Linked DNA regions of Homo sapiens: region 2 is linked to region 1. A link is a loop called in an ENCODE intact Hi-C map of the cell type or tissue named here. Cell type or tissue: chondrocyte. All regions are shown on one strand. Each heading gives the region's core, and the rest is flanking DNA. Links, peaks and the distances in the headings are about the cores only. Region 1 overlaps MYO10 (myosin X). Region 2 overlaps BASP1-AS1 (BASP1 antisense RNA 1).

Region 1 (15,924 bases), core at 3,027-11,026:
CACAATAATCCCATGAGGGAAGCATGGCTGAGTGTCCGAGTTGGACTCTTAATGCCAGCTCGGCCTGATCCAAAGTCCTGCCAAGGTCACGTGTTAGTGATAGTTAAGGACAAGTGAACAAAAAATCCAGAGGGAAGGGAGGCAAAGGACAGAAGTAAATAAGGGATGAGTTATGCCTTAAAAGACCAGCAAACATGAGTCAGGCCAAGAAAGCACAGAAACCACAGAAGCTGGGAAAGATTCTTATGGGAGAATGAGATCCAGGTCTGGTTAGGTCAGCTGGGCTGAGACGAAAGGCGGCAGAGAAGATGAGCTGAGGTTCAGCTGGATGCTTCAGAGGCAAGTGCAGGAGCTGGAGGGTGGTGATGACCTCATCAAGGCCACCTGTAGGAAACGCAGCTCTGGAGGAAAAGCTCTAGAAGGACCGAAGGGTCCCTCGGGAGACCAGCTGCTGCCGTTGTTTAGGCCCGCGGTGGCCAGGTCCCAAACACAGTTAACAAGGCTGGAGACGGAGAGGAAGATACGGACATGAGAGAGACTTGAACGGAGAAACCCCATCCATCTGGCATATGGCACCATGCTTGGTGTTGTGCAGAGAACAGAAGTAGCAAAGAGGCTGGAAACTTACAAGAAAGGTAAACTGAAGGGATAAGCAAGAGCACAGCCATACAAACGCCATCACGAGGCAGCACGCTGACAACCGCTGAATGGTGGGATGGGCAGATGAGCCCCTTTTGCGTTCTAAAGAGAAGTCCTGTGGAGTACCAAGAGCTGGGACGTTATCAAGAAAGAGGAATTTTGCTAAAAATGTGAATCAATTGCATGTAATAAAAGAGAAGAAATGACTCAGAGATGACGCCAACATGCCGGGCTGGGTGCAGGGGTCCCAGGGATCTCCACTGGTCTAGACAACCACAGTCCTTTCACCTGCTCTGCTAGCGACAGGCCTGGGCAGGGGCCAGTGTCACGATTCCACAAAGACATAATGTCGTAATGTCAAGGGTACTGTGGGCTCCTAGGGGAGGTTTGCGCGCACACACACGACACTGGGCGGAAATGTCCCTTTTGCGGCAGACAACAAAGATCTGACGATCTAAACCTGTCTTGAAATCATAAAGCAAAAGCCAAGAAAATCAGAGGCAAGCCCAGCCGGGGCGGGGGCTGAATCCACATCCCTGAAACTGCCCTGCCTCATGTAGTCTGAAATAGTAAAAGGCAGCATAAATTAGGCCACCTTTAGTTGGGGTTTCCCTTACCAGCCACCAGAATCTTCCCAGTACAGAGCTTAGCATACATTGAATAACTGGCATCTGCTCGGCCCAGTGCCTGGCACGGGGGAGGCATTCAACAACAGTGCACAGAATGACTCACAGAAACCAAGAGAGACAGTTTCAAGGAACGATTTAAATCATCTTCCATATTTAAAACATATCTATATTGACGCGACAGCTGTTGGTGGCTGAGTTATTAAAACAAAAACTAGAAGGTTAAGTTGTCTAGTGAAAATGGTGAGGCCGAAACAATGTTATGTGTTCCTCAACCTACCTCTTTATCCTCGGGCACACAGAAGCCGAAAACATTTAGACTCCCTTGCAGTAAAAACAGCAGGCAGAGGCCGGGCACTGTGGCTTGCGCCTGTAATCCCAGCACCATGGGAGGCTGAGGCGGGTGGATTACTTGAGGTCAGAAGTTTGAGACCAGCCTGGCTAACATGGTGAAACCCTGTCTCTACTCAAAATACAAAAATTAGCCGGGCGTGGTGGCGCACGTCTGTAATCCCAGCTACATGGGAGGCTGAGGCAGAAGAATCACTTGAACCTGGGAGGTGGAGGTTGCAGTGAATGGAGATCACACCACTGCATTCCAGCCTGGGCAACAGAGCCAGACTCCATCTCAAAAAAATAATTAAAAAAAACAAAAAAACAAAAAACCCGGCAGGCAGGCAGTAACAAGGGGACCAAGTGTAGCCAGTTGAACAACTGAGCCATGGGGCTATCAGCCACTTCTATGCCTGGTAGCTAAAAACCCCCTTCACAGTCCTCTGGGCTCCACCTTCCGCTTGCCACCTAAGTGTCCTCAGAGATGGTACATCTCCCAAGCAAAGAAGCCTACAGAGTAGACTCGAGTCCCTCCCCTACCCACCAGGGGCCGGAGAGGAGCAAGAAATAGACCATCCCTGTGTTACACCCCTAAGATTTGATGGCTGTCTGTCATAGCAGCCAGCCTACCTTGGCTCACCGAATATGGCAAAAATACAATTATGGAGAAGATACGATACTCTTCAAACTCTACAGCAGAGGCTTGGTCAAAGAAAGAAAACCCAGGATTCTCGTCGTCATAAAGATGCTTCAAGAGTGTATGACACATTGAGAAAAAATACGGCTGGAAATGGACCAAGTCATGGATATCAATCTCTGTCAATCTCTTATACAGGTGGAAGATCTCCTATCTGAAATGCTGGGGACGAGAAGTGTTTCTGATTTCAGATTCTGGATTTTGAGAATATCTGCATTACACCAACTGAGTAACCCTAAATCTGAAAATATGAAATCTGAAATGGTCAAGAATCTGAAACTTTTTTTTAGTGCCAACATGACATTCAATAGAAATGTTCTTTGGGGTTCTTTGGGGCAAATTTTCACATGAGGGATGCTCGACCAGTATAATGCAAAGATTCCAAAATCCAAAAACATTGGAAAAAACCTGAAAGCTGAAATATGCCTAGCCCAAAGCATTTTGGATAAGGGATACTCAAGCTGTGCAAGTAAAACTTGGAAAAACCCTCAGATTTGCACAGAGCTCTACGGTGGTGGCTCTCAACCCTGGCTGCATATTAGAATCACCTAATAGGTCCCTCGTCCAAACCTGTGGGTGTAGAACTCTGTCATTTTTATTTAAAAAAAAAAATTTTTGGCCGGGGGCAGTAGCTCACATCTGTAATCCTACCACTTTGGGAGGCCAAGACAGGGAGATCACTTAAGGTCAGGAGTTCGAGGCCAGCCTGGCGAACATGGTGAAACCCCGTCTCTACTAAAAATACAAAAATTAGCCAGGCATGGTAGCGGGTGCCTGTAGTTCCAGCTACTCAGGAGGCTGAGGCAGGAGAATCACTTGAATCCGGGAGGCGGAGGTTGCAGTGAGCAGAGATTGCATCACTGCACTCTAGCCTGGGTGACAGAGCGAGACCCAAGACCCTGTCTCTCTTTTTTTTTGAATGATTCTACTATGAAGCCAGGTTGAAGAACTGCTACTCTGGAAAGCAGCCTCACATAATTCAGATAGGACTCTACCAGGAGGTAAGTGGTGTCTACTCATATATTGGGCTGTGGAAGTGTTTTACAAACAACAGGGCAAAGAAGAAATATAATTAAATAACTCACAAACTGCTAAAACCCAGAAATATGCCAGATGTCCCGAGATACTAATGTCAAGGTCACAGACTCTGCAGGTAGTACATTTCTGTCTAACCCGTCTCCTCCTCCTCCAGCCTGCAGTTCCACTTGGTCCTCATTAGCCCAAGGCAATTACAGTTCTATGCCTTGTGCCAGCAGGCCAGCCAACACAAACACAGGCTTTGGCAAAAATGTGTGCATTCAGATTAACCAAAAGGAGCTTATATTGTTTTGTTTTGCTTTAAAAAAAAAAAAAAAAAAAAAAAAACTTTCTAACTATAATAATGAAAATGTGAAAACAAACCCAAAGCACTGATGGGGGGCCACAGGCTGTATTAAAAATTGTGAGAATTTTTTGTAAGCACAATGGAAAGTCACAAGACAGTTCCTAAGCAGGAGAGTGTCATGATCAGATTTAAGCTTCTAAAGGATCGTTCTTTTGTGTGTGTGTGTGTGAGTTTCGCTCTGTCTCCCAGGCTGGAGTGCAGTGGCGCAATCTTGGCTCACTGCAACCACCACCTCCCCAGGTTCAAGCGATTCTCCTGCCTCCCGAGTAGCTGGGATTACAGGCGCCTGCCACCACGCCCAGCTAATTTTTGTAATTTTTAGTAGAGACGGAGTTTCACCATGTTGGCCAGGCTGGTCTCGAACTTCTGACCTCAGGTGATCTACCCGCCTCGGCCTCCCAAAGTGCTGGCATTACAGGCATGAGCCACCAGGCCCCAAAGAATCATTCTGACTGTTGCGTGGAGAATGGACAGAAAGGAGGCAAGAGAAGAATCAGGGAGACCAAAAAGGTGATGCGGGAAGGGCCGCGGGGGCAGCAGAGATGAAGTGAGAGGCCCAAGAAAGACTGGAGGGAAAGGGACAGGATTGCTGAGGGGCCTGGCCAGGGGGTGGGCAGCAAGTGACAGGGAGGCATCAGGGATGACTCCTGGGGCCCCTGAGTGTTTGCTGGCGTGATGATTCAGGAATTGGTACCACCAGGTTTGTGCATTTGTCAAAACTCATCAAACTGGATGCTTATGACTGGCATACTTTACCGTGTGTAAGTTTACCTTAATTTGGTGGCGGCGGGGAAGAATCACTTCCAGATCTCAGGCTTGGGACAGGGTAGGATGGAGAGGCTACTGGCTGAGAATAGGAGGCACAAGAGGAGGGACAAGTTTCTGGGAGAAGATGATACTGACTTTAGAACATGCCACCCCTGAGACATCTCAGTGATGACACCTAAGGGGCACTGGGACTTAAGTCTGGGACTCAAATGAGAAGTTGAGGGTGTATAAACTTGGAGAGTCCTGCAGACTCAGAGAAGAAAACGCAGGTGGGTGAGAAGACAGCAGATGAAAAATGACTGAGAAGCTGAGGAGTGGCCGTGGAGAGCCAGGAAGAAATATAGGATGGGGCGCCATGGTGGGGGGCGTGGGGGCAGCTTGCTGAGACGAAGGAGTAGTTGAATGAGGCTGTGGAACCAAACGAGCATCTTTTGTATTTTTTTCCAAGATGGAACATACTAAAAGATTTTGAATAACGTCAACAATCCAGTTGAGAGAGAGGTCAAAGAATCCAGGGCAAGGAGGCTCAGAGATGCAGCAATGTCCTCGGGTGAGCAGAGAGGAGGGATCCATGACACACCTGAAGGAAAAGGAATCTGATACGAGCAGGGCCTTTGGTGCACAGGACACGCTAGCCTCCCAGCAGCACACATCAAGGCTGGCAGTTTTCTAGATCCAGCCCATGTGTCAGCAAACAATGGTCCTCAACTCTGACCTGCTGCCTGTTTTTATAAATAAAGTTTTATTGGAACACAGTGCAGGCTGTGCGTTGCATACTGAGTGCTTTCACACTACAAGGGCAGAGTTGATTAGTTGCAACAGAGGTGCTTTCGCCCACAAAGCCTAAAATATACACTCTTTGGCTCTTTACACAAAACTTTTTGCTGCCATCTATAACACTACTTAGAAATCAATTCCCTTGATCCACATGATTTTCTCAAAATATAAATCGGATCATTCCTTCAATTGTTAGATGAACTTGGGAAACTTCTCTACTGCCTAAAAGATTAACTCCAAAGGTCTTAGCAAGCCAAACAAAGCCCTTTTGTTTGGAAGCTGTACCAGAAAGTAGGATTCTGTTCTGGAAATACAGACTTCACTCATGCCTGTAATCTTAGCACTTTGGGAGGCTGAGGCAGGCAGATCATTTGAGGTCAGGAGTTGGAGACCAGCCTGACCAACATGGTGAAACCTCATATCGTAAAAATACGATAAAAAAAAGTTAGCCAGCCATGATGGTGCACGCCTGTAACCCCAGCTACCTGGGAGGCTGAAGCAGGAGAATTGCTTGAACTTGGGAGGAGGAGCCGAGATTGTGCCACCGCACTCCAGCATGGGCAACAGAGCAAGACTCTATCTCAAAAAACAAACAAAAAACAGAAATACAGACTTCACAGGCAGAGAGACTGAAGTTCAAATCCTATGTTTGTTGCCAATAGCTAAAGTTTCTTCAGCAAGCCAACCAAACAGTTCTGGGCCTCGGCTTCCCTACAGAAAATGCCTCTTGGGCCCCTCTGAGGAATACACAAGAATAAGTCTTCTCGATGAATTTCAGTTCCTTTTTCTTTGTGTTTCCCACTCCACCTCTTTCATCTGCTATATTACAAGAGCACGCCCCCATGCCTTATTCTGCTTGGTGCCTTTCTAATCGAGGATGCAAGTTTTGTTCCGCATTCCAACACTATCACCTCTAAATGTATTTCTAGAAATAGAAAAAGACCAAACACTCAATTACCAGTCCAGGACATGGTTAAGTAGAAATCACTCAAGTTTTGAAAAACCAAAACACACAAAGCAAGCAAAGATCCTGAACCAACAGTCATTCTGTATATTCATCCTTTGATTGGCAGCTGTTGAATGCTGGTCCTCTCCCAGACACTGTGCTGGGTACCAGGCTGCAAAGATGAATTAGCCACAGGCCTTGTCTGTATTATACACCTTAAGAAGTCATATGTACTGCAAAGACCACATGATATGGTTTGGCTGTGTCCCCACCCAGATCTCATCTTGAATTGTACTCCCATGGTTCCCGCCATGTTGTGGGAGGGACCTGGTGGGAGACGACTGAATCATGAGGGTGGTTTCCCCATGCTGTTCTCGCAGTAGTGAGTGGGTTTCATGAGATCTAATGGTTTTATCAGGGGTTTCTGCCTTTGCATCTTCTTCACTGTCTCTTTGCCTGCTTCCATCCATGTAAGACGTGACTTGCTTCTCCTTGCCTTCCACCATGATTGTGAGGCTTCCCCAGCCACGTGGACCTGTAACTCCAATTAAACCTCTTTCTTTTGTAAATTGCCCAGTCTCGAGCATATCTTTATCAACAGTGTGAAAACGGACTAATACACCATAATAAACTAAACCCTGTCTGGCCTATACGGTGTATGAAAAACTAGAGTCAATGTCAAATGTACTAGAGATCAACCAAAGTCAAACACTGACCTTATGAGATGGAAAATTCAAGTAAGTTTTAAATTTATATATATATATATATACACACACACACACACATATATTCAAAACTGTAATAGCATGAGCATTCATTTAAATGTACACAAAAATGGCAAAATTAAAACTAGACCTTAAGAGAGGCAACAACCTTGAAAATGAAATCAAAGGAAGAGGCTTGGACTAGAAGCCCAGGGACCTGGCATTGCCACCAAGTAGCAGAGGAGCCTATCCAATCGATGTTCACTTATAAAGCGAGAGAAAAATTGATCTATGAAGTCCTATATAATTCAAACAGGCTTATTTTCTCAAGCATGAGAATGTTTTTAAAGTAGTAAAACACATTTTAGCCAGCAGGGGGCAGATCATGCCCAAGGAAATCTAAACAGGGCTCCTACGTCCAGCAACTCCTATTTCTATATTCCATTTTCTCTTAATTCCCACAGCTTCAACCCCCACTTTAAAAAACTGCTGAAGAGAGCTATTAAAACTAAAACACATTTTAATGAGAAATCTATTCTTAAAGTCTCTGTTTCCTGAATTAATTTAGATAAATACAGTTACTCTGTTCACATCAGCATTGCATAATTGGAGCTTTCTGTTTGGGATCCACCCCCCTCTCCCCCTTATTTTTAAATACCATGAAAATGCCAACCTCCTTCCGTTTTAATACATACATACACACACACACACACATACACATATGCACAATGATCTCATTTGATGTTTCGCTTTCTTCTTTAGCGGCTCTGTCTAGCAAATGATATATTAGTCATGCTCTCATTTTTTCCACTGAATGTAATAAATACAAGCAATTATCAATGGCAATTATTTAAGGATCTAAGTGTGGACACCAACTTGATCTGTTAAAATAGATTGTTTTCTTCCCTTCTGTTAATCTTCTTAAATTATATTCTGTATGCTGAAATAATGATCTTTAAATTCTAACTCCAGAACTTTTATGAAGTCATTTAGAAGAGCCCACAAATAGTGGTTCTAGTCACAGATTAAATTGTTTTATTGGGTATGTGAATCTTAAAAGCTGTTTCTATATTAAGCAGCCGCTTCATTTCGATTAACTGCAAGCCGTTATGATCCCTATCTGTTTAACTGAATACACTGACAGTCCCTCTATCCAAGTTGTTTCTATGGCCCAACACATTATTAGTCCTGTTAGACTTTAGGTAACGAGAAGACAGTACCTCTGCCCATATGCTCCCCTCCTGTTAGACACACACATACATACACACACACACACACACACACAGAGAGAGAGAGAGAGAGAGAGAGAGAGAGAGGGAGAGACAGAGACAGACAGAGACAGAGACAGAATTCAGCTGTTCATATACATGTAATCCCCATTTGTTTAAAAAAAAAAGGAACTACAAAAAAGATAACGGGTAAAAACTGCCAGTGAGAAGAACACAACCCCTGCAAATGGCTTTCCGTGTGTGGCACCTGCAGATATCATCATAGAGCACCCAAATCAAAGGGCTGTCAGGGGTTTCAATGTGCCGATGCCTGGCAAGCTCTTGGCACAGAGTCCAACACGCAGAATCCTTCAGAAACCATGAGCCATTATTTCTTATCCATCCTCAATCAGCTCTCACATGGGATAATGCTAACATTCTCCATCCATTTCCCTGCCCCAGGGTTTCAGAGGGGCCTCCTCTGGCACCTCTGTCCTCCCCCAACCCCAGTCCCTCCCCACAGGAGCGGGGGGCGGGGGGCTGCTCTAAGTGCTCTGGGGTGAAAGGAGAAAGGCAGCACCTGCCTGCTTTTCTCCACCATCTGGGAATCAGTTTCCCACAGTCATCATGGCCACCAGTTACCTGGCTATACCCATGACCAGGTGGGTCTGTCTGTGTGATTCGGGGCTGCAGTGCTCACAGGCCCACTTGGCTGGGAGTCTTAGGCTGACATATGGCTCTCCATATGTCTCCTGTGGTCTTACTTCCACTGAATCGGAAATCCGGAGAGAGGGGTCTTTTTAGTGTCCCCCCCTCCCCCGACATCACCCGCCAAATCCAAACCACCCTTTCCTCTCCCTTTCCCATTCCTCCTGAAATAACATAATAACTATTCTGAGGAAATAATATAATTATTCTGAGGACGAGAGCCAAGTTGCCACAAGTTGGGACTAGAAAGCCATCTGAAGCAGATGTCGGAATCTTCGTTCACACTGGCAGCTTTACAAGACTGTGGCTCCTCAGTAACAACTATACCCCGTGAGTGAACTCCTGCGAGGAGAAATGAATGAAGAAATGCTTGGCGCCTCCACGGAAACCTCACTAGAAGAGACTGACATGCATCCCGTCTGCTCTGAGTATCACCCAGGGGTGTGAGGATCATCACTAGAGCACAGGTCCAATAGAAATAATTAACAAACTCCAACAGGATGTCAATAGCATACATGTGATGAGGTCAATTTGAATGTTAATAATAAAAATTAAGAAATTTTATTTATTTATTTATTGAGAAGGAGTCTCACTCTGTCACCCAGGCTGGAGTGCAGTGGTGTGATCTCAGCTCACTGCAACCTCCACCTCCGGGTTAAAGTGATCCTCCCATCTCAGCCTCGCAAGTAGCTGGAACTATAGGCATGAGCCACCGCGCCTGGCTGATTTTGCATTTTTAGTAGAAATGGGGTTTCATCATGTTGGCCAGGCTGGTCTCCAACTCCTGAACTCAAGTGAACCACCCTCCTTGGCCTCCTAAAGTGCTGGGAGTACAAGTGTGAGCCATTGTGCCCAGCCAATAAATATTTATTTTAAAAATACTCGCCGGGAGCGGTGGCTCACGCCTGTAATCCCAGCACTTTGGGATGCTGAGGCAGGCGGATCACCTGAGGTCGGGAGTTTAAGACCAGCCTGACCAACACAGAGAAACTCCGTCTCTACTAAAAATGCAAAATTAGCTGGGGTGGTGGCGACGCATGCCTGTAATCCCAGCTACTCGGGAGGCTGAGGCAGGAGAATCACTTGAACCCAGGAGGCGGAGGTTGCAGTGAGCTGAGATCGCACCATTGCACTCCAGCCTGGGCAACAAGAGCGAAACTCCAACTCAAAAAAAAAAAAAAGAAATTCTACTACTTTTTTAGACAGTTTCTAGTAATAAAGGAGCTGATATTGGGGCTCCTAATAGTTTCTTTGTAAAAGCGAGTACGACTCAGCTAAAATAGACATGCCAAGTGCCTTCTCACCCACTAAAAAAAAATATTGAAATAAACATGCCCTTAACATACACACAGTAAGCCCCTCTTCTGTGGCTAATTAACTTTAAGAGCACCCTATTATTAAAAATTCCTAAATTTGGGAGATTCTATCTAGAGTTATTTTATTGCAGTAGAGAAAAAAGAAACCTTGTTCACATACATAAGCCTTGTGAGTAGCACTGTAGGCTATATAAAACATTTAAATTTGAAAGAACTATGCAAGATTTCCTTAAACAGATAGAAGGACCATGCCTCATCATTGAAATAAATCAAAGAATAATTAAGGCAAATAAATGTTGCTTTAAAAAAAAAAAAAAAAAAAAGGAACAGAATGGAATAATTATTCTGAGGACAAGAGCCAAGCAACATGGTCCATCTGCTTTGCTAAGTAAGCTCCTTCTGAAAGCTGAAGTTACCATGCCATTCAAAACAGAAAACTCTGTCGGAGAAACTCAGGCGGTTGTAAAAGCTTCCTCTGGTTAATGCCCTAAGGAGGCTGGGGTTGGGGGTGCGCGGAGGGACTCCTGGGCCATGGGAAAGTCCGACTGGCTGTGAGCCCCGTTACCTGATGAGGATGCACTGGTTGTCGTGGCGCTTCCACAGGCAGCGGTAGCACTCGTTGGCGATGGCGAAGATGTGCGGGGGCAGCTCGCCCAGGTGGCGCCGGCTGTACTGCTCCATGGTGGCAGGCTCGTACAGCCCGGCGATGGGCTGGTAGGGGTTCACGGAGGCCAGGATGGAGCCGATGTAGGTCTGCAAGCACAGAGTGAGACAGGGATGCGTCACTTCTAACCCAGGCCACTGGATGAGCTCCAACAAAACCCACCGAGTGTGCGCCAGGGGGAAAGACGTCTTCTGTCTCCCGGGTGCACACTGTCCCTGCCTTTCTGGGTACCAAATCTTGATATTCTGGACAAATGAATGAAGCCATTTCAAAGAGGGATGGCAGTGAAAGGGAAACAAGAGAAGGAAGATGGTGAGGCGGCCCAGGCCCAGTCCCTGCTCCCCAGGCCCAGATCCCTGCTCCCCGCTGACCTCACCAATCTTAATCCCTTCCCATGGGCAAAGGACTGGCCAGGTCCAGTCTCCTGTCTCATTAAATGGCTACTGTGAAACAGCATGGTTAAAAAGTGACGGGACAGAAAGGAGAAGAGAGGTAGCCAGGGGTTGGGGGAGAAGGACATTTACAATTTAATGGGTGCAGAGTTTCTATTTAGGGTGATGGGGAAGTTCTGGAAGTGGGCCGGGCCTGGTGGCTCATGCCTGTAATCCCAGCACTTCCAGAGGCTGAGGCGGGCAGATCACCTGAGGTCAGGAGTTCAAGGCCAGCCTGGCCAACATGGTGAAACCCCATCTCTACTAAAAATACAAAAATTAGCCAGGCATGGTGATGCCTGCCTGTAATCCCTACACAGGAGGCTGGGAAAGGAGAATCACTTGAACCCAGGAGCCAGAGGTTGCAGTGACCCGAGATAGTGCTACTGCACTCCAGCCTGGGCGACAGAGTGAGATTCCATCTCAAAAAAAGTTATGGAAGTGGTTGGTACTTGTGGATGCAGAACATTGTGAATGTCCTTATTATTATTTATTTTTATTTTTAATTTTTTTTGTAGAGACATGGTCTTGCTTTGTTACCCAGGCTAGTCTCGAACTCCTGGTTTTGAGTGATCCTCCCTCCTTGGCCTCCCAAAGTGCTAGGTCTGTGAATGTACCTAATATGACTGAATTGTACACTTCAAAATAGTCAAAATGGCAAATTTTATGCTATGCAGAGTTAGCTACAGCTTTTAAAAGATAACGTGACCATTTCGAAAATGCTAGGTATCAGACCGAGCGCAGTGGCTCACGACTGTAATCCCAGCATTTTGGGGGGCCGAGGTGCGAGGATCTCAAGATCAGGAGACCAAGACCACCCTGGCTAACAGAGTGAAACCCCGTCTCTACTAAAAATACAAAAAATTAGCCAGGCCCGGTGGCACACACCTGTAATCCCAGCTACTCGGGAGGCTGAGGCAGGAGAATCTCTTGAACCTGGGAGGTGGAGGTTGCAGTGAGCCAAGATTGCGCCACTGCACTCCAACCTGGGCGACAGAGCGAGACTCTGTCAAAAAAAAAAAAAAAAAGAAAGAACAGAGAGAGAGCGAGAAAGAGAAAGAGCGAGCGTGCGAGAGAGAGAGAGAGAGAAAGAAAGAAGGAAAGAAAGAAAGAAGAAAAGAAAGAAGGAAAGAAAGGGAAAGAGAGGAAGAAAGGAAAGAAAGGGAAAGAGAGGAAGAAAGGAAAGAAAGGGAAGAAAAAGAAAAGAACAGAACACAACACAAAAGAAAAAGAAAGGAAAGAAAGGAAAAAGAAAGAAAAGAAAGACAGAAAGAAAGAAAGAAAGAAAGAAAGAAAAGAAAAGAAAAGAAAGAAAGAAAGAAGGAAAATAAATAAATAAATAGAGGCTACAGAGTTACCAAAGCTTAATGCCTTAGGCCTCTCCATGTGGACATAACTATTCACTTCTACTTTTACAGGAAATACTAACTCTGATTACCTGGCTTCCAGGCTCAGACACAACTAGGGAAGTCAGTCAGACAGGGGTGGGAGCAGAGAGTCCTGCAACCACCATCAACCACTAACCACCAACCAACTTTTACAAAGCTCGTACAGTGTGTCTAGGGCTTTATGGGCTGTTAAGGGCTGATTCATGCCTTCTCCCCAAATTCACATGCTGAAGCCCTAATCCCAAGTACTTAAGAATGTTACTATGCTTGGAGATAGGGGCTTTAAATAAGTGACTAACTTAAAATGAGGCCATTAGGGTGGGCCCTAATCCAATCTGACTGGTGTCTTTGTTAGAAGAGGAAATTTGAACACACAAAAAGACACCAGGGATGCATACACCCAGGGGGGTTGGCGGAGGGTAACAAAAAACAAGAAAACTAGACAGAAAGTCCAAACATCCTGAGAGCATCTATACCATATTATAGCAATTTGTAATATTTTATATTCATAGTATCAGCCAGGAACATCAAGCAAAGTATTGTTTTGTTCAGTATAACTTTTCAAATGCAAATAAGTCCATACAGGTTGAGTATCACTAATCCGAAAACCAAAATCTGAAATGCTGTAAAATCTGAAGCTTTTTGAGCACCAACATGATGCTGAAAAGAAATGTTCATGGGGGCATTTCAGATTTCAGATTTTCTGATGAGGGATGCCCAACTGGTAAGTATAATGCAGATACTTCTAAATCAGAGAAAATATCAGAAGTCCAAAACACTTCAGGTCCCAAGCATTCTGGATAAGGGTTACTCAACCTGGAATGTGTTTTGGAAATAATATGAAGCAAAAGATTTAAAAAAAGGTTAAAAACATAAAAGATATTACCATATGACCCAGCGATTCCACTCCTAGATACATATCAAAAAGAAGCGAAAGAAAATACTCAAACACTTGTACACACATGTTCACAGAAGCACCATTCACAACAGCCAAAGGTGGAAACAATGCCAAGGGCCCATCATCAGATGAATGGATGTGGCATACCCACACCATGTAATATTACTTAGCCACAAAAAGGAATAAAGTGCTGATCCATGCTACAATGTGAATGAGCCTTGGAGACATATTAAGCCAGACACAAAAGTTCACATATCCAGAATAGGTTAAGTCCATAGAAACAGCAAGATGGGTGGTTGCTAAAAGCAGACAGTGGCAGGAGAGGGGAATGACTGCTTCACTGGTACAGGGTTTCCACCTAAGGTGATAAAAATATTGTAGAACTAAGATACAGGTTGTATGGTTTGAATGTTTGTCCCCTCCTAAACTTGTGTTGAAATTTAATTGCCATTGTAACAGTATTAGGAAGGTGATTACAAAGGTAAGAGCTGATTATGTCATGGGGCTCTGCTCTCATAATGGATTAATGCCATTATTGCAGGAGTGAGTTAGTTATTGCAGAGTGGGCTCTTAATAAAAGAGTAAGTTCGACATGCATTCTCTCTGTCTCACACTCAAGCTTTCTCATCATGTGATGCCTCAGGCCATGACACAGCAAGAGGGTCCCACCAGATGCCAGCGCCATGCTCTTGGACTGGCCAGTCTCCAGAACCATAAGCCAAGTAAACTTTTGCTCCTTATAAATTACCCAGTGTGTGGTATCCTGTTTTGGCAGCAGAAAGCATACTGAAACAGAGTTGTTGGTTGTACAGCATTGTGAATGTACTAAATGCCACTGAGTTGTACACTTCAAAATGGTTAATTTTATGTTAAATGAATTTCACCTTAATTAGAAAAAAAAGATCTGGTGCTTTTATGAGTAAATGTTCAGGTCCTTGGAAACATCAACTCTCTAGAAAACCCATTTTGTCCTGTCGGAGCACTATGGGGAAGATTTGGCCAGAAAAAAAAAGATGGAAGTTGGAAAAAAAAAAGTGTCCTACTCCTTGGGATGCCTCCATCCTCCATCAGTGCCTGGACCACAGACACTCCAGTGCCTCCTTCTATCTAACATCTGCAGAGGTGAGGGAGCAGGCAGACAATACTTGAGGCTGTGAGTGCCTGGCCCCTTCCACTACTTTGTTTAAAATGCCATGTTTGTTTTCTACCTTTTTGATAGTTGTTTACATTATTTTCTTTTTTCTGCTAAGTATCAAAAATGTTCATTTTTACTGTGAAATACATTCTTATTTTTTTCCCTACTGTGACAGGACTGTCACTCTTTATGCAGCCAGGTAGGTCAGAGGAAGCTGACAAGCAACAGTCAACACTGCCAACCATCAACACGGCGGGCTCAACTGAGCACACACCAATCCTCTTCCTCAGTTGCAAGCAGAGGGTGAAAGCCACAGTCATGGGCATTAAGCTTATTATTAAATTTAATTAATTTATTATTAGGATATTCACCCATCATTAACACACCTTTTAAAAAATGATATGCCCATATCATTTTGCATGCCCCATTCATGACACGTTTGTATGGTTGCTGTAAAATTCTAAGATGAGCCTTTCTTTCTTAAGGCACTGATTTACTTATAAAACCATTATTAAAACTTCTTACACAGCTTTCTTCAAAAGAATGATCATGTTTTTTAAACCATATTCCTCCTCCTGGTTGGGGAACCTCACTAGCCATAGAGCATCCTTTTAAGATACTGCTCGTTCTGACAGTGTGGATGACATGGGCTTTGAATGAAGGTAGAAGACAAAGTGGCATTAAGCCTGTTAGCAAAGGTGAAGACGCAACATCCAAAATGGTCTCATGCTTGACTTTTTACAGTAATTCACACCACACCTTGTCCAGTGAAATAGTTTTTAAATGTTTCAGAATGACAATGTAGTAGCTGTGGCAACTAGAGACAACATATGCAACCCAGAAATCAATGTCCACAGGTCCTCTTCCACCAGAATCAGCAGTGCTTTAGAAGAGAAATACTTTTTTTTTTTTTTGAGACTGAGTCTCGCTCTGTCATCCAGGCTGGAGAACAGTGGCACAATCTCGGCTCACTGCAACCTTCGCCTCCCGTGTTCAAGCGATTCTCCTGTCTCAGCTTCCCAAGTAGCTGGGATAACAGGTGTGTGCCCCTACGCCCACCTAATTTTTGCATTTCTACTAGAGACGGGATTTCATATATTTTGGCCAGGCTGGCCTCAAACTCCTGACCTCAGGTGATCCACCCACCTCAGCCTCCCAAAGTGCTGGGATTACAGATATGAACCACTGTGCCCGGCTGAGAAAGGACTCTTAACAGCGGACGCTCCCTGGGGAGGCAGCCCACAGACTCTGCAGAATTATGTGGCATCCTTGCTGATGGTCACGCAGCTCACAAAAGGCATC
Region 2 (15,924 bases), core at 4,087-12,086, 410 kb after region 1:
AAGGAAATGTGAGTCACGTGAGGGTGTTTTTGAGCATTTACACTCATTGTACTGTTGTCACAATTAGTGTGTGGTTGGGAGCTGGGCTTGCTGGGTGGGAATCCAGCTTTATCAATTGGCTGTGAGCAAGTTATTTATTTTCTCTGCCTTGATTTCCATATTTGTGAAATGGGTACAATATAATTGTACCAAATTGCAGGGTTATTTGGTGAGGATTAAGTGAAGTGATATATGTAAAGTTTTTAGAATGACACATGGGACATAGTGAACACCATAGAAGTGTTAACTAGTGTTCATGTGTTTATACTTAAACATCTAATTAGTGTAAAAGCTCCTTAAAAATGGAAGGGTCTGAACTTTTACAACTTTAAATTATTTCTTTAGGCTAAAAGAATTAAGAAAGTGCTCCTAGGTACATAATCCTTGGTAACCTTGAAAATAGGGTTTTAAGTAGAATTATATATACTTGGATGAGTAAGATGACCTGCCCATAAAGCCGGTATTAACTATGCTTTATGTTGTTGATAGCTATAGTTAGCAGGCAGTATGACAAATGCCCTCCCTTATTAAACCAGCTACCCTGTCTCATTCCTTAATCCTTTGCAGTATTTCTCAAATCTATTCCATCATTTCAATTCAAAGGTGAATTGATTAATCTCATTTAGTGCATTATTACTTCATTCTAGCACTATTGTAAATCTTCGTGGAACCCATCCCCATATAACTATTTTCCCTTCAGCAGAATTTTGAGCAGAGCGTTCTGTTGTCCCCAAACCTTGTGAAATTCCCCAAGTCTACAGCAATGACCTCAAAACTCTTTCGATTCTGCATACATTCAGTGGGAAAAAAAAGTGACATGCCATATAAATAATACACAAATGCTATTATACTAATCATACATACTTGATAAAACACATCACAATAGAAAGTTTTGGGAAATGAGTTTAAGCTGAAATGGGAAGTATTTCCAAATATCTCTAGTCATGGCGCTAAGACCTATCATCAGCTACCCTTTCAAGGCACATTTTACACCTAGGGTGGGTTTTCTCTTTAATAGCAGTGGATACAAATCTCATTACAATGCATCTTCCTGGTAATTTAATTTTTTTTCCAGCGTATTGTTAGAGGTGAGGTGATCACTGTTGCTTTTTTTTGAGATGGAGTCTCGCTCTGTCATCTAGGCTGGAGTGCAGTGGTGTGATCTCGGCTCACTGCAACCTCTGCCTCCCAGGATCAAGCGATTCTCCTGCCTCAGCCTCCCGAGTAGCTGGGACTACAGGTGTGGGCCACTATGCCCAGCTAATTTTTGTACTTTTAGTAGAGACAGGGTTTCACCATGTTGGCCAGGCTGGTCTTGAACTCCTGACCTCAGGTGATTTGCCCACCTCGGCCTCCCAAAGTGTTGGGATTTTGGTCGTGAGCCACTGCACCTGGCCCATGTTGCTTTTAGCTCAGGCTGAGACATAGGTGAGTCGGCTCTGCAGATTTCCTGTTGCTTGTCTGTTCTTGCTCTATTAGTACTAATATTAAGTTCAATCTGTAATTTATTTCCAGGAGTCTTTTTAAGCCACTTGTCCATTTTTTGAGGGTTAATTAAGCTAACACATGAGCCACGTGTACTGCGAAACAGGACAATACATGGGAAGTAAGGGGTGGGAAAGCCTGTTTGTGAGATGGTCAGTGTGTGTATAAACTTATCCTCGCTCCCGTCACGCACACCACCTTGGGATAGATTCATACACTCACTGACCATCTTACATACAGGCTGAATGAAGATATAATGTCAATTGCTATAATTAATGTTGACAAAACAGAAGGCCCAACGTGCTCTTGCTGTCTGTCATTTTGTGCACCTTCAGTGTGGACCTGCATCTCTTTGGGGAATACTCAAAAACTTTTTAACCTGACTTCTAAGACCTTTTGGAGCCTGGACTCCATCGACCCTTCCTGGTTGGATGGTTGAACAGCTCCTGTAGGACCCAAATTGGACAAAAGCAATTAGCAATTCAGTCCAAACGGATTGCTCACTGTCCTCCCTCTCAGCATGTGTTGTGTTTGCGTCTAAGAATTCTTTGGCCTGACTTTGCCTTGTGTAAGTAAAGTTCCGCCTTCCCAAGGAAACCCAGGGCAGATCTTCCCACTCCACAAAGTCTTCCCCTGTAACCTCAAGGCAGCAACGAGCTCTTCTCTCTCTGACTCTGGAATTATTTTTTTTGGCAATTAGTCAAACTGCCTGGTGAATTGTGTTCTTTTTTTGTCCTTAAAACTTAAACTTGTATTATTCTTATTCTCTTTTTACATGCTGGTGTCGTATCTCCCCAGCTAGACTGGTAATTCCTTGATGATGAACTATGTTTTCTATTTCTTTTTTAAAAAATTAACTTAAAAAATCAAGGTAATATGTATATGTAATTTAAAACGTTATCAGTACAAAAGAGCTTATAATGGAAAACACCATTCCCTACTCATTCCTTCCCATCTTTCTTTTTGCTTTCCTTAGGGGTATGGCCTTCCAATACTTAGTTGGTTTTCCTGGCAAGTTCCTCTATATTTTACTGCTCTTTTTCTAATTTTTGATTTGTCACATGTAGACATTGTTTACTGAATTTCTGTTATGCGATATAAGCATAGGGTGTTCTGATAGCTCTCCCTCTCATCTCCCCTTCCCTGCTTTTTCAGCCTTGCATTTTCCCAATATGTTGTAATTTGTCGTTAAATTACTAGTCAGGATTTACATTGTTATGACTATATAAATATGGTTTACCACTGAGCCAAGTAAGGTATATGAACTGATTCCTTTTTACAAACTTTTGTTTTTCCTGAAGTTGCCACCTTTTCTTATGTGTTATGTTGTCTCTGAAAGTGTAATTACTTCTTATTTCCAAGTGTCTTATCAGTATTAGTTTCCAAATTCTCAAATGCATCATAATCTTTTGGTTTAATTGATCTGACCTGGACCAGCTCTTGTCTGGATTGGCTGTGCTGTTGTTATTCTGGGACTTCCTTCTGATGCTCCCTTGTGTTGGACACCCTCCTTTTTGATTCTATGTCTCTCTTCTCCTTGGCTTTGACCCTCATTCTGACAGTCTTTAAAAGTCTGAATATGTCTATTCTATCCTTTCTTTGGATGGATAGATTGGTTGGGTATAAAATACTAGACTGGCCAGGTGCAATGGCTTATCCCTGTAATCCTAGCACTTTGGGAGACTGAAGTGTGCAGATTGTTTGAGTGTAAGAGTTTGAGACCAGCATGGGCAACATAGCAAAACCCCATCTCTACAAAAAGTACAAAATATTATTCAGGCATGGTGGTATGCTATGGTCCCAGCTACTCAGGAGGCTGAGGGGGGAGGATCATCTAAGCCTGGGAGAGTCGAGGCTGCAGTGAGCCATGATCATGCCACTGCTCTCCAGGCTGGGTGGCAGAGCAAGACCCTGTATCCAAAAAAAAAAAAAAAAAAAAAAAAATCTAGATTGAGAGCAATTTTCCTTTAGAATTTTGAAAGTCTTTATCTTTTTACATCTAGTATGGCGATTCTGATTCCTGATTCCATTTGTTTGTTTCCTCTCTGGAAGTCTTCTGTATCTTTTCTTTATCTCCAGGGTCCTGAGATTTCAAGATGGTGTGCTTTCTTATGATCTTTTTATCCATTCATTGGGCTTGGCACAGAGTGTGCCTTTTTAATTCAGAGACTTGTGATCCTCAGTTCTGGGAAAAGTTTGCCACAATCTCTTTGATAATTTCTTCTCTTCTGTTCTTTTTCTGGAATTTCAGAAATGTTGGTCCTCTTGTTTTGAATCTCTGCCTCTTCTTTTCACTCCTGTTTTCTATTTCTTGATATTTCCATTTTCCTTTCTAGCATTTCTTCCATATTGTATTCTAATCCTCTACTGAAATTTATATCTTGGTTATCACATTGTTAATTTACAAGGAATTTCTCTTGCTTTCTGAACTTGTTTCATGTTTTCTTGTCCTTATTTTATGAGGATACTTTCTTCTTTAATAGCTCTGAGGGTATTGATATTATGTATATATATCTCCAGTTCCTGTATCATTTATTTCCTTTGGAGTCCTTCCCGCCAGACTTCTTTAGCTCAGGTTGCAAGTTTTCCTTTCTTTTTTTTTTTTTTTTTGAGATGGAGTTTCACTCTTGTTGCCCAGGCTGGAGTGCAATGGTGCAATCTTGGCTCACTGCAACCTCCACCTCTTGGGTTCAAGCCATTTTCCTGCCTCAGCCTTATAGGCGCCTGCCACCATGCCCCGCTAATTTTGTGTGTGTGTGTGTGTGTGTGTGTGTGTTTAGTAGAGACGGGGTTTTGCCATATTGGTCAGGTTGGTTTCGAACTCCTGACCTCAAGTGGTCCACCTGCCTTGGCCTCCCAAAGTACTAGGATTACAGGCGTGAGTCCCCGCACCCAACTGCAAGTTTTCTTAAATACCTGGCAATCCTTGGCTGTCCTTTTATAATTAAGACTAAAATACATAAAAGCAATTTGCAAGTTTAGGCAGAGCTTGTGAAAAAGTGGGTTTCCCAGTAGGTGCAAAACTCATTTTGGCTAGAGAGCCAGCTGGCCTCTTCATTAGGGAACCTGGTCTCCAGAGAAGCCTCCAGTATCCTATTGGTGGGTATTTTCCTGGTTACAGACTTCTGGGATCAGATTGTGGAAAATGGAATAGGCACGCTCACATCAGTTGGCTGACTAAGGTTAATTTCCCCATTTTCAGGTCTGCGCCTCAATCTCCCTCCTCTGTGCTTATCAGTAACAAACAAATGGACTGGCGCCACTTGGAGTCAGTTTCTCCAGACGTGTTTCCAGACAAGGGTGGGAATCAGGGAGCTTGGAGGTGCTTGCCTCTTGAATGATTTGGAGGGAACCCCTGCCTCTAAGTCCTGGGCCTTGGAGGATTTCTGTAGGTGACAGGCTTTCAGACCCTCCAGTGAAAGAATTACAGTGTAAACTGCTTTCTTCTTCACTCAAGGGCCCAAATGAAGGAATATTGCTGTGAATTATCTGAATGGGTGGAGTCTGTGGTGCTTGATCTGGGTGGAAAGAATCGGTGGGAACTGCAGTTCAGAATCGACATCACTCAGGACGTTTTTGTTAACATGCAAATATTCAAAACTGTATGAAAAGCACTAAGTTGACATCAATTTGAAAGTACATTTGCATTCTTTGGGACCTTAGAATGCATCTGCATTTTTGACATTCAGCTACGTCAAGGAGATATCAAAATAATTCTAATTTGGCACCAAATAGGCCTGGCTCTTTTACCCTTCCCTAGCACAGATAGGGGTGTGTGCATTTGCCTTTCCTAGGTGCCAAGAACTCACTATCATAAGTGGAAGAAGATAATCATTCAATATAATTGAATCAAAATTTAAGAGTATCTTAGGTTGAGTGATTTCTTCTTACTGGTTGTTTTGAGCAGTCAAAGAAATGTGTACCTTCTGAACTATAAAAGGCCACGAAGGCAGAGTTGCAGTGCCAGGGAAATTACTGCTAGTGGCCCGAGACATATTCTGGAGCACATGCGTCCCATGAATTGGCACTTTGTCCTCTGCACTTCTCACTGCTTTCCATGGAGAGGATATCGTAACCTCTTTATTGGACTCTAAATCTCATTTTAAACCTCTGAATTATGCCAACACTTTGTAAGGGAAATTAGATAGTTTTACATGGGCTTTTATCCTCAATATGGCAGATAAATTGAATGAATGAATAGTGATCAAGGATATTAATAATATGTATTCGTTGCTTAAGATATACCACACATGGGGCTAAGGATTTTACAGATATGAGCTCACTTATTCTCACAGTCACCATATATTGTATCAGTTAACTTGGACTAAGTAATGCCTCAGTTAAAAAATAGTCCCCAGATCTCAGAGGCTCATAGCCATTCATGTTTACTTCTTGCCCACATGCTGTGTCCGTCATGGGGCTGTGTCATGGAAGCAAGTGCAGTACGTGGGTGGAGATTGGCAAAAGGAAAGGAGTGATGGCAAGCCAGGAGCTAGTTCTTGAACTTCTGTTCAGACGTGAAACACATCACATCTCCCCGCAATTCAATGGCCAAAGCAAGTCACAGGGTCCCTCCTGACCTCAATGGGCCAGGGAGGTTTTATCCTACTACTTGGAAGGGCATCTCAAATCCCATGGCCACGTGCGACATCAGTGGATGGGGAAAGCACAGTCCTCCACCAGGGAGGGGCAACAAATGTTTTGGGTAATACAACCCCCCACAGATAGATACTGCTATTCTCCCACTCTACTGGTGAGGAAAATGAAGCAGGGTAAGGATGGCGTCCAATTCTCAAACTCTATAAAGGAAGCAATTGATTTGAACACCTAAAAGACTATATAGATTTTATCTAATTCAAATGCAAGCAAAGCAAAACAGAACAAAAATACAGTGTCAGGGACATAATCACACAGAAGCATCAGAATCAAACCCTATATATCACTTTTTTTTTTGAGTCAGAGTCTAGCTCTGTCATCCAGGCTGCAGTGCAGTGGTGCAGTCTCAGCTCACTGCAACCTCCGCCTCCTGGGTTCAAGCGATTCTCATGCCTCAGCCCCCCGAGTAGCTAGGATTATAGGCGCCCACCACCACACCCAGCTGATTTTTGTATTTTTAGTAGAGATGGGGTTTCACCATATTGGCCAGTCTGGTCTTGAACTCCTGACCTCAGGTGATCCATCCGCCTCAGCCTTCAAAAGTGCTGAGCCACTTTGGGAGCCCGGCATATAGGCGTGAGCCACCACCCCCCGGCCTATATGCCAATTTTAAAAAAAGAACAAAAATTAATTTTCACCTGAATTTTCAATATCCCAGGGTGTAGTTAGGGGAAAAAAATATTAAGAAATTCTCTATAAGGAAAAACACCAAGAGATTTCTTTTCAAAAGAGCCAATCTAAGGCTGGGTGCGGTGGCTCACGCCTGTAATCCCAGCACTTTGGGAGGCTGAGGCTGGCGGATTGGTTGAGGTCAGGAGACCTGCCTGGACAACATGGTGAAACTCTGTCTCTACCAAAAATTACAAAAGTTAGCCAGGCGTGGTGGCGCATGCCTGTAGTCTCAGCTACTCAGGAGGCTGAGGCAGGAGAGTCACTTGAACCCCGGGAGGCGGAGGTTGCAGTGAGCCGAGATCGCACCACTGCACTCCAGCCTGGCAACAGAGTGAGACCGTGTCTAAAAAAACAAAAACAAAACAAAACAAAACAAAAAACAAAAAAAGAGCAAAACAAAAACAGCCGATGGAATCTTATCTGACTTATACAAATGAAATTCAGATTCTAAAATCAAGAGTCCAGACACCTTAGGTGATCTCAGAGAAGATCCTGTTTCATATGGGGGATTCTCTAGTGTTTTACATTTCTCATGTGACTTTGAAATTTGCCAAATGTAAGAAATAGCTGAGAGGCAGTAAGTATTGTTATTTTCAGGGGAAATCATTTCTACGAGAAAATAGGAACCCGGAATGAAAAGCTCGTGGAGTTTGGCGGGAAGAACAACCAAGAGGAAGGTGAAGATGCTGAGCTGGAACCCGGATAACTATGTCTGTGAAAGCAAGTTGGATTTACAGACTTCCCAGAAACTATGATCCTACCCTACATCCTTCTGCGGTCCCACGAGAATACTTAAGAGCTTTAAATGCTGTCAAACTGGAAAGAGTATTTGCAAAACCATTCCTTTTTCCCTGAATGGTCACTGAGACGGAGTCAATTGCTTGGCAAAGCATCCAAGGAGCCTGGCTCCTGTCCTTTCTGGGCCATGTGATGGAGAGGTTAGAATCTGGAACCTGACTCAACGGAAATGTGTCCGTACAATACAAGCACATGAAGGCTTTGTACGAGGAATATGTCCTCACTTTTGTGGGACTTTTCTTATTTTTTAATTTTTTTTTTGAGACGGAGTCTCGCTCTGTCGCCCAGGCTGGAGGGCAGTGGCGCGATCTCGGCTCACTGCAAGCTCTGCCTCCCGGGTTCATGCCATTCTCCTGCCTCACCATCCCGAGTAGCTGGGACTACAGGCGCCCGCCACCACGCCCGGCTAATTTTTTGTATTTTTAGCACAGATGGGGTTTAACCGTGTTAGCCAGGAGGGTCTCGATCTTCTGAGCTCGTGATCTGCCTGCCTTCGCCTCCCAAAGTGCTGGGATTACAGGCGTGAGCCACCGCGCCCGGCTGGGAGTTCTTTTTTTTTTACTGTTGGTGATGACAGGACTGTGAAGCAGTGGGAATTGGAGGGCTCAGGCTATGGAGAAGGGGAAGTCCTTTTGCATATGGTATTAAGAAGGCGGCGGACACTGGGACTGATCATCACTGGAAAGAAGCTGTTTTTGCCACATGTGGACAGCAAGTAAACATTTGGGATGAACAAAGAACTAATCCTGGCCGGGCGCGGTGGCTCACACCTGTAATCCCAGGACTTTAGGAGGCCAAGGCGGGTGGATCACAAGGTCAAGAGATCAAGACCATCCTGGCCAACTTGGTGAAACCCCGTCTCTACTGAAAATACAAAAATTAGCTGGGCGTGGTGGCACGTGCCTGTAGTCCCAGATACTCGGGAGGCTGAGGCAGGAGAATCGCTTGAACCCAGGAGGCAGAGGTTTCAGTGAGCCGAGATTGCGCCACTTCAGTCCAGCCTGGCGGCAGAGCGAGATTCCATCTAGAAAAAAAAAAATTCACTTAAAAGTCATACTGGGCTTATTACTTATTACACAGTAGAAATTAGCCAAGTAAGCGATACTGTTTTTTTTTGAACAAGCCTGCCACCTTGTGGTTATTTGGAAAACCAGACTGGCAAAACCAGGGCTCTGCAGTGCCTTTGCTTCCACACATACTTATTGAGTGTCTAATGTCACAGTCACCACGCTCTGTTCTAGGCTCTGAGCTTACAGCAGTGAATGAAATGGACTAGGAGCCACACTATTCTGGAGTTTATGTCTCATAGCATAAGAACATGTGTATCTAAGTTAGTATTTGGAAACGTATCCCACCTTCATCAGCCTCTTAACCTAATAGCCTACCTACATGGGAGCCCCTCTTCCCTATCATTCTTCATTCTGTAGGTAGGCAAAATACCCCTGTTCCTATAAAGCCCATCCCTTTCCTGTTTCTATTCCCTGCACCCAAACACACCTTGCCTTTTCAAGGACTCAAGGACTCAAGGACTTTGCATCTGTATCTGGCTCCTCTTCCTCCAACATTCAGCTCCCTGGCCCTTGTATACCTATCAGCATATACACACGCTCTCAAAAGCCTTCATTACAAAACCTTTTCCTTAATCCAAAATTCTCTCTAGCTAATGCTGCATTTCTCTGCTTCCTGTCACAATCAATAAAACTTCTGGAAAGTTTCGTCTGTGTTCACTGTCTCCATTCCCCTCCACTCACCTTAGCCCAGGGCATCTGTTACCACCACTCCCCTGGAACCTGTCCAGCCAGCGCCACACACCACTCCCATCCCCAAAGCGCCCCTGGGTCCTCACCCCACTCTATCTCTCAGCACTGAACACAGCAGACTGCTGCCCTTGCCTCCTTCCAGCAAGCCTTTGTGGCTCTCAACTAGCGGCACCCTGTACCCACTACCATCCTCTCCTCATGATCGCAGGGCTGGCTCTCATGGCTCAGCTCTCCTCCTCCTACACACCTTCCACAAGCGTTCATTAGAAAGCGGCCCCTCCTGAGAGGAAGCACTATCTGGAGTGACCTTATTCTTTTTACCTCTTATGCCTGCAAGCCTTGCGTCTGCCCTGTTTGTTGCTGAATTCCCAGCACTCAGGAATCGTTTCCAGTGTTTAGTAGGTGACTCAAATTATGTTTAGTTTGCATATGTTTAAAATTCATGTTGCCATAGTGGCCACCCCATCCCCTCCTGGTGTAGGGGCAATCTGGTATTGCAAAAACAGAAGCAGAAAGGCGTTGAACTGACTGGAGCAGCATCTTTGGCACTGAGAAGATCCTTTAACCTCAATATGTCTTAGATTTTCAATTTATAACATGAAGAAATTGGACTACAGTGCAGATGACAATGACATATCAGCTTTGGGGTGAGATCAGATTAACTGGCAGTAGAATCTGGGGCATAGTATTACGAAATACTTTTTAGCCACAGAAAGAATGCTTTGATTGATTGATATTGATTGGTTATCAATACCTACCCCGAATGTGGGAGGGGACTTGGCTGTGTATTTTTGGACATGGTTTCTTTCAGTTCTAAATTTTAAAGAGTGTTTTAAAAAGCTTTTCAAAACATTGTTGTTTCAACTGAATTTAATTTAATTTAATTTTTTTTGAGATGGAATCTCGCTCTGTCACCCAGGCTTCAGTGCAGTGGTGCGATCTCTGCTCACTGCAACTTCTGCCCCTGGATTCCAGTGATTCTCCTGCCTCAGCCTCTCAAGTAGCTGGGACTACAGGTATGCACTACCACGCCTGGCTAATTTTTGTATTTTTAGTACAGACAGGGTATCACCATGTTGATCAGGCTGGTCTCGATCTCCTGACCTCAGGTGATCTGCCCGCCTCGGTCTCCCAAAGTGCTGAGATTACAGGCATGAGCCACTGTGCCCAGCCTCAGTTGAATTTTAGAATTGAACTAGACAAACTTTTGAAGGGTTCTCAACATGTAGTGATATAATAAAAATGAAATTCAGACTCAGAATTATTAAACTGCAGTCTTCAGGAATTAATCTAAGATAACTGAAAATACATCTGCATCTATTCATTTAGCCAGGATTCATCTGCTATCCTATATCATGAGGTAAAAGTATTATATTGTAGAATGTTAAAAAATGTCCCATTCAGAAAAATGTCGTGCACTAAACCTGGCATTTATTCTGCTTCCTATTTCATTTCCTTTTATCTCTATGCCTTTTAGTTGACTGACATTACTTGCTTTCTTCCCCCCATTTTGCTTCTCTACAAGGAGATAATTCCAGATTACATTGGCAGATATTTCAAGCTATATTTCAATTACTAGGATATTGTGAAATTCATGAGATTAAAATAAAATAAACCTCAGAAGGGAGTATAAGCCTCTCCTAATGGAAATTGGGATTAAATTCAAATGTCATCACCTTATGTCATAAATGTTTTGAGTGGATGAAAAAAACAATGAAATGTATTTAAATACATGAAAGAATGTACAGAGTTAACCTTAGTGAAAAGAAAAAATAATGATTTGAGAATGTGGAAATATTCACATGAAATTCTGTATATGACATGTTAAAAAATTAGAGAACTCTTTTTTCTCCATTTATTTGTTGCTCCCAGATAATTTCCTAAGGTAGATAAGATAATACATATTAAAGCAATTTGAGTTATTTGAAAGGAACCTTCAAACTCACATTATTATAGTTTAGGAGTGATTTTAGCAGAAGCAAATTATTAATGATACAGATCAGGAATGGGCAAACTGCTTCCCTTGTGTCAAGAGTGACCTGCTAGGTGTTATGTAAATAAAGTTTTATTGGAACATAGCCATGTCCATTTGTTGACACATTGTCTGTGGCTGCATCCTGATACAGTGGCAGTGGTGGGTAGTGTCAACAGAAATCTCATGGCTTTCAAAGCAAAATATATTCACTATTTGACCCTTTATGAAAAATTTTGCTGACTTCTGCTCTAGATTATCAGCATCTCTATCAGACTCTGTATTTCTGAAGGCATGGACTCTGTGCTTAAACTTAGTTTTCAACTGTTCTTAAAAAAATATGTTGGCCAGGTGCCGTGGCTCATGCCTGTAATCCCAGCACTTTGGGAGCCCAAGGCAGGAGGATCACCTGAGGAGTTTGAGACCAGCCTGGGCAACACAGTGAAACCCCGTCTCTACTAAAATACAAAAAATTAGCTGGGCGTGGTGGCAGACGCCTGTAATCCCAGCTACTCGGGAGGCTGAGGCAGGAGAATTGCTAGAACCCGGGAGGCAGAAGTTGCAGTGAGCCGAGATCCATCACTGCACTCCAGCCTGGGCGACAGAGCAAGACTCCGTCTGAAAAAAAAAAAAAAAAAAGTTAGGGTCGGGCGTGGTGGCAGCTCACACCTGTAATCCCAGCACTTTGGGAGGCCAAGGCGGGTGGATCACCTGAGGTCAGGAGTTTGAGACCAGCCTGGCCAACATGGTGAAACCGTGTCTCTACTAAAAATGATTCCAGTTACTTGGGAGACTGAGGCATGAGACTCGATTGAACCTAGGAGGTGGAGGTTGCAGTGAGACAAGATCGAGCAACTGCACTCCAACCTGGGCAACAGAGAGAGAGACTGCCCAAAAAAAAAAAGTCAGTACTTTTGAGATTATCAGTTAATGACAACATTAAGAAATATAATGACATGGCTGGGCCTGGTGGCTCACACCTGTAATCCCAGCACTTTGGGAAGCTGAGGTGAGTGGATCACCGGAGGTCAAGAGTTTGAGACCAGCCTGGCCAACACAGCGAAACCCCGTCTCTACTAACAATACAAAAAAATCAGCCGGGCGTGGTGGTGGGCGCCTGTAATCCCAGCTGCTCCAGAGGCTGAGGCAGGAGGGTCGCTGAAACCCAGGAGGCGGAGACTGCAGTGAGCCAAGATTGCACCACTGCACTCCAGCCTGGGCAACAGAGTGAGGCTCTGTCCCCCGCCAACCCACCAAAAGAAAAAAAAATATAGTGACAAACACAAGTTTATGCAGTGGGTGGCATTTTTTATACCAGTAGTTACATATGTCCTTTAGGCTAATTCCACTTCCCCACCCTCAGGTGGGGTCTTCAGCATCCCCATCCAAGAAGGAGCTCTGGAGGCTGAGGCAAGAGAATTGCTACAACCTGGGAGGTGGAGGTTGCAGTGAGCTGAGATCACGCCACTGCACTCCAGCCTGGGCTACAGAGCGAGACTCTGTCTCAAAAAAAAAAAAAAAAAAAAAAAAAAAAGTCAGGGTCCGGCGTGGTGGCTCATACCTGTAATCCCAGCACTTTGGGAGGCCAAGGTGGGTGGATCACCTGAGGTCAGGTGCAGGTGTCAGGTCCCTGGTCTTCCGGTTCGGATCTCCTCCCGGTGTTCCCCAGGAGCCACTTAGGGTGCCTCTGTGTGGATCCAGGGGGTTGCTGGGGAACAACTGCCCTCCTCCTGGCCCAGGTTGCCTCTTCCTTTCTCTGTGCTTCCTGCCTCTTGCGCTTCCCCCCAGCAATTTGCAGGCCCTTGAACAGGTTTTTTTAATAGGATTTTTAATTTTATTATTAATGAATTTTTAAAATTGAAAAGTAAAATTATATATATTTATGATGTATACGACATGATGTTTTGATAGATGTATACAGAAAATGTGAAATGACTACATGAAACTATTTAACATAGACATGGCCTCATATAGTGACTACAACTAGTAACAATATATTGCATACTTGAAAATTGCTAAGAGAATAGATTTTAAGTCTTCTCATCCTTCAGAAGATTTGAAATAGCTACTAACAAGACGTGGGGTGTCCATTGTTAGAGTCCCACCGTGCCCTTCCAGGCAGAAATGGTGGCCATAATGCTGTGGTTCATGCCTGTAATTCCAGCACTTTAGGAGGCTGATGGGGGTGGATCACCTGAGGTCAGGGGTTTGTGACCAGTCTGGCCAACATGGCGAAACCCTGTCTCTACTGAAAATACAAAAATTAGCCAGGCATAGTGATGCCTGTAGTCCCAGCTACTTGGGAGGCTGAGGCAGAAGAATTGCTTGAACGCAGGAGGTGGAGGTTGCAGTGAGCCAAGATCGCACCACTGCACTCCAGCCTGGGTGACAGAGAGAGAGAGAGAGAGACTCTGTCTCAAAAAAAAAAAAAAAAAAAAAAAAAAGAAAGAAAGAAAGAAAGAAAGAAAAATGGTGGCCAAATATAAACCAAGGTCTTAAACTCAGAAGCTGGAGGAGGAAGAGGAGGAGGCCCTTAAAATACAAATATTTCTTATTGTTTTTCTGCCAACACAATACTTGAAAAATCAATTTTTGTTCTTCAGTATTTGTTTAAAGTTCAACCCAAAATGTCTGGCATTTAGTGAAAGAAATCTGGGTGGAGGGGGGCAAGAACTCCCTAATATCTGTCCAAAATCCCCCAGGAGACTGGGGTCCCCAGGTTGAAAAGCTCTGCTTGAGACGCAAGAAGGGAGGCAGAATCAGAAACTGAGATGTGTATGTTTTGAAGAGACCTTCCTTCCCCAGTGGAAATCCTGACACGGACCAAGGACAAGCTTCCAGCTCCTTCCCTCCACCCTCCAGCCCATGGAGGGAGAATCTCACTGTCAACTCCAGCACAAAGTTGCCTGTCTGGACAACATTATTTTTACCTTCTTAGAAAAACACTTTGGAAGAATTATATGATGGTCTCTGCCCTTTGGAGGTTGATATATTTATTAGTTCATTTTCACACTGCTATAAAGAACTTCCCTGAGACTGGGTAATTTATAAAAAGAGGTTTAATTGACTCACAGTACTGCATGGCTGGGGAGGCCTCAGGAAACGTATTATCATGATGGAAGGGGAAGCAGGCACGTCTTCCATGGCAGCAGTGGAGAGAGAGAGAGCAAGAGAGGAACTACCAAACACTTATAAAACCATCAGATCGCATGAGAACTCACTCACTAACACAAGAACAGCATGGGGGAAACCGCCCCATGATTCAGTCACCTCCCACCATGTCCCTCCCTCAACACCTGGGGATTACAATTCAAGATGACATTTCGATGGGGACACAAAGCCAAACCGCATCAATATAATATGTGGCCTGACGAGAAAATTTATTTATCTCTAGTAAAAATATACATGAAAAAATTGACTTTAAGAAATTTAGGCTGGGCATGGTGGCTCACGCCTGTAATTCCAGCACTTTGGGAGGCGGAGGCAGGTGGATCACCTGAGGTCAGGAGTTCGAGACCAGCCTGACCAACATGGTGAAACCCCATCTCTACTAAAAATAAAAAAATTAGCCAGGTGTGGTGGTAGATGCCTATAATCCCAGCTACTTGGGAGGCTGAGGCAGGAGAATGGCGTGAACCCAGGAGATGGAGGTTGCAGTGAGCCGAGATCGCGCCACTGCACTCCAGCCTGGCGACAGAGAGAGAGACTTTGTCTCAAAAAAATAAAAAAAAGTTGTAATGGTCAGGCATGGTGGCTCAAGCCTGCAATCTCAGCACCTTGGGAGGCTGAGGCGGGGGGGTTGCTTGAAGCCAGGAGTTTGAGACCATCCTGTGCAATAAAGTGAGACCCCATTTCTACCAAAAAAAAAAAAAAAGTTTTAGGATGCCTTGGTGTTGAGGCTCTTGGTTGCACTGAATTTGTTTAATTTTATTGAAGAGCAAAAGTCATAAAAATCAGCATAGCCCTGATTCAGCAGCAATGCTGTGTCATAGAAGATCATTCAGAGATACTGAGAAGAACACAAAAAACAATGTCATATGAAAAACAGAACTTTGTATTAGTGTTATGGGCTCATCAATACAAAAAGGTTAATATATGAATGGAGAAGGTAGGGGCTAACTGTAGGCTAAAACGTTCTTTTCCTGTAAGCGCTAGTCATTTGATCAATGACCTCAACATGAATAAAGCTAGAGAGGAGTTTCCTTTGCACTAGAAGTGAACTGGAGACCTGCACCAGGGGTGGAATATCTTTCTATTTGCTCTGAGGTCAGAATGAGTGGAAATAATGCAACGAAGTCAAAGGAGAAGTGCTAGGGTTTTGGCCCCATTCTTGACTCACATGGCGTCACTCATTGTAAGATGAAGAAGCAGAAAGACGCAGAAAGCAGATGTATGGTGTTAAAAAGAGTCCAGGGGGGCCGGGCTTGGTGGCTCACGCCCGTAATCCTAGCAGTTTGAGAGGCCGAGGCAGGCGGATCACCTGAGGTCAGGAGTTTGAGACCAGCCTGGCCAATATAACGAAACCCAGTCTCTACTAAAAAC

Evidence for each region. Hi-C counts contacts between places; a loop is a spot of excess contacts. Peaks named below come from ENCODE experiments on the same cell type or tissue, not always from the same donor. Only the 100,000 strongest peaks of a DNase experiment are listed, where the experiment ranks them.
Region 2: it touches region 1 in a loop (4-fold over the local background); 61 of 110 quality-filtered maps call a loop at or near these places.

What each region holds. Positions count from the first base shown.
Region 1 is chr5:16,783,975-16,799,898 of GRCh38, forward strand. MYO10 (myosin X) reads right to left here. Exons shown (of 41, transcript NM_012334.3): 4 at 10,672-10,859. Among named protein-coding and RNA genes, the nearest start is that of MYO10, 140 kb to the right of the region's middle. RefSeq lists enhancers at 10,252-10,779, 10,780-11,307. In chondrocyte, for the core only: CTCF peaks have their summits at 7,019, 7,250 (motif pointing right) and 7,458; a DNase peak (open chromatin) is centred at 10,727.
Region 2 is chr5:17,194,748-17,210,671 of GRCh38, forward strand. All of the region lies in intron 1 of BASP1-AS1 (BASP1 antisense RNA 1), which reads right to left. It also overlaps the pseudogene DCAF13P2. Among named protein-coding and RNA genes, the nearest start is that of BASP1-AS1, 15 kb to the right of the region's middle. RefSeq lists a silencer at 8,730-8,809. In chondrocyte, for the core only: CTCF peaks have their summits at 8,770 (motif pointing left) and 8,989; no DNase peak of the experiment used is centred there.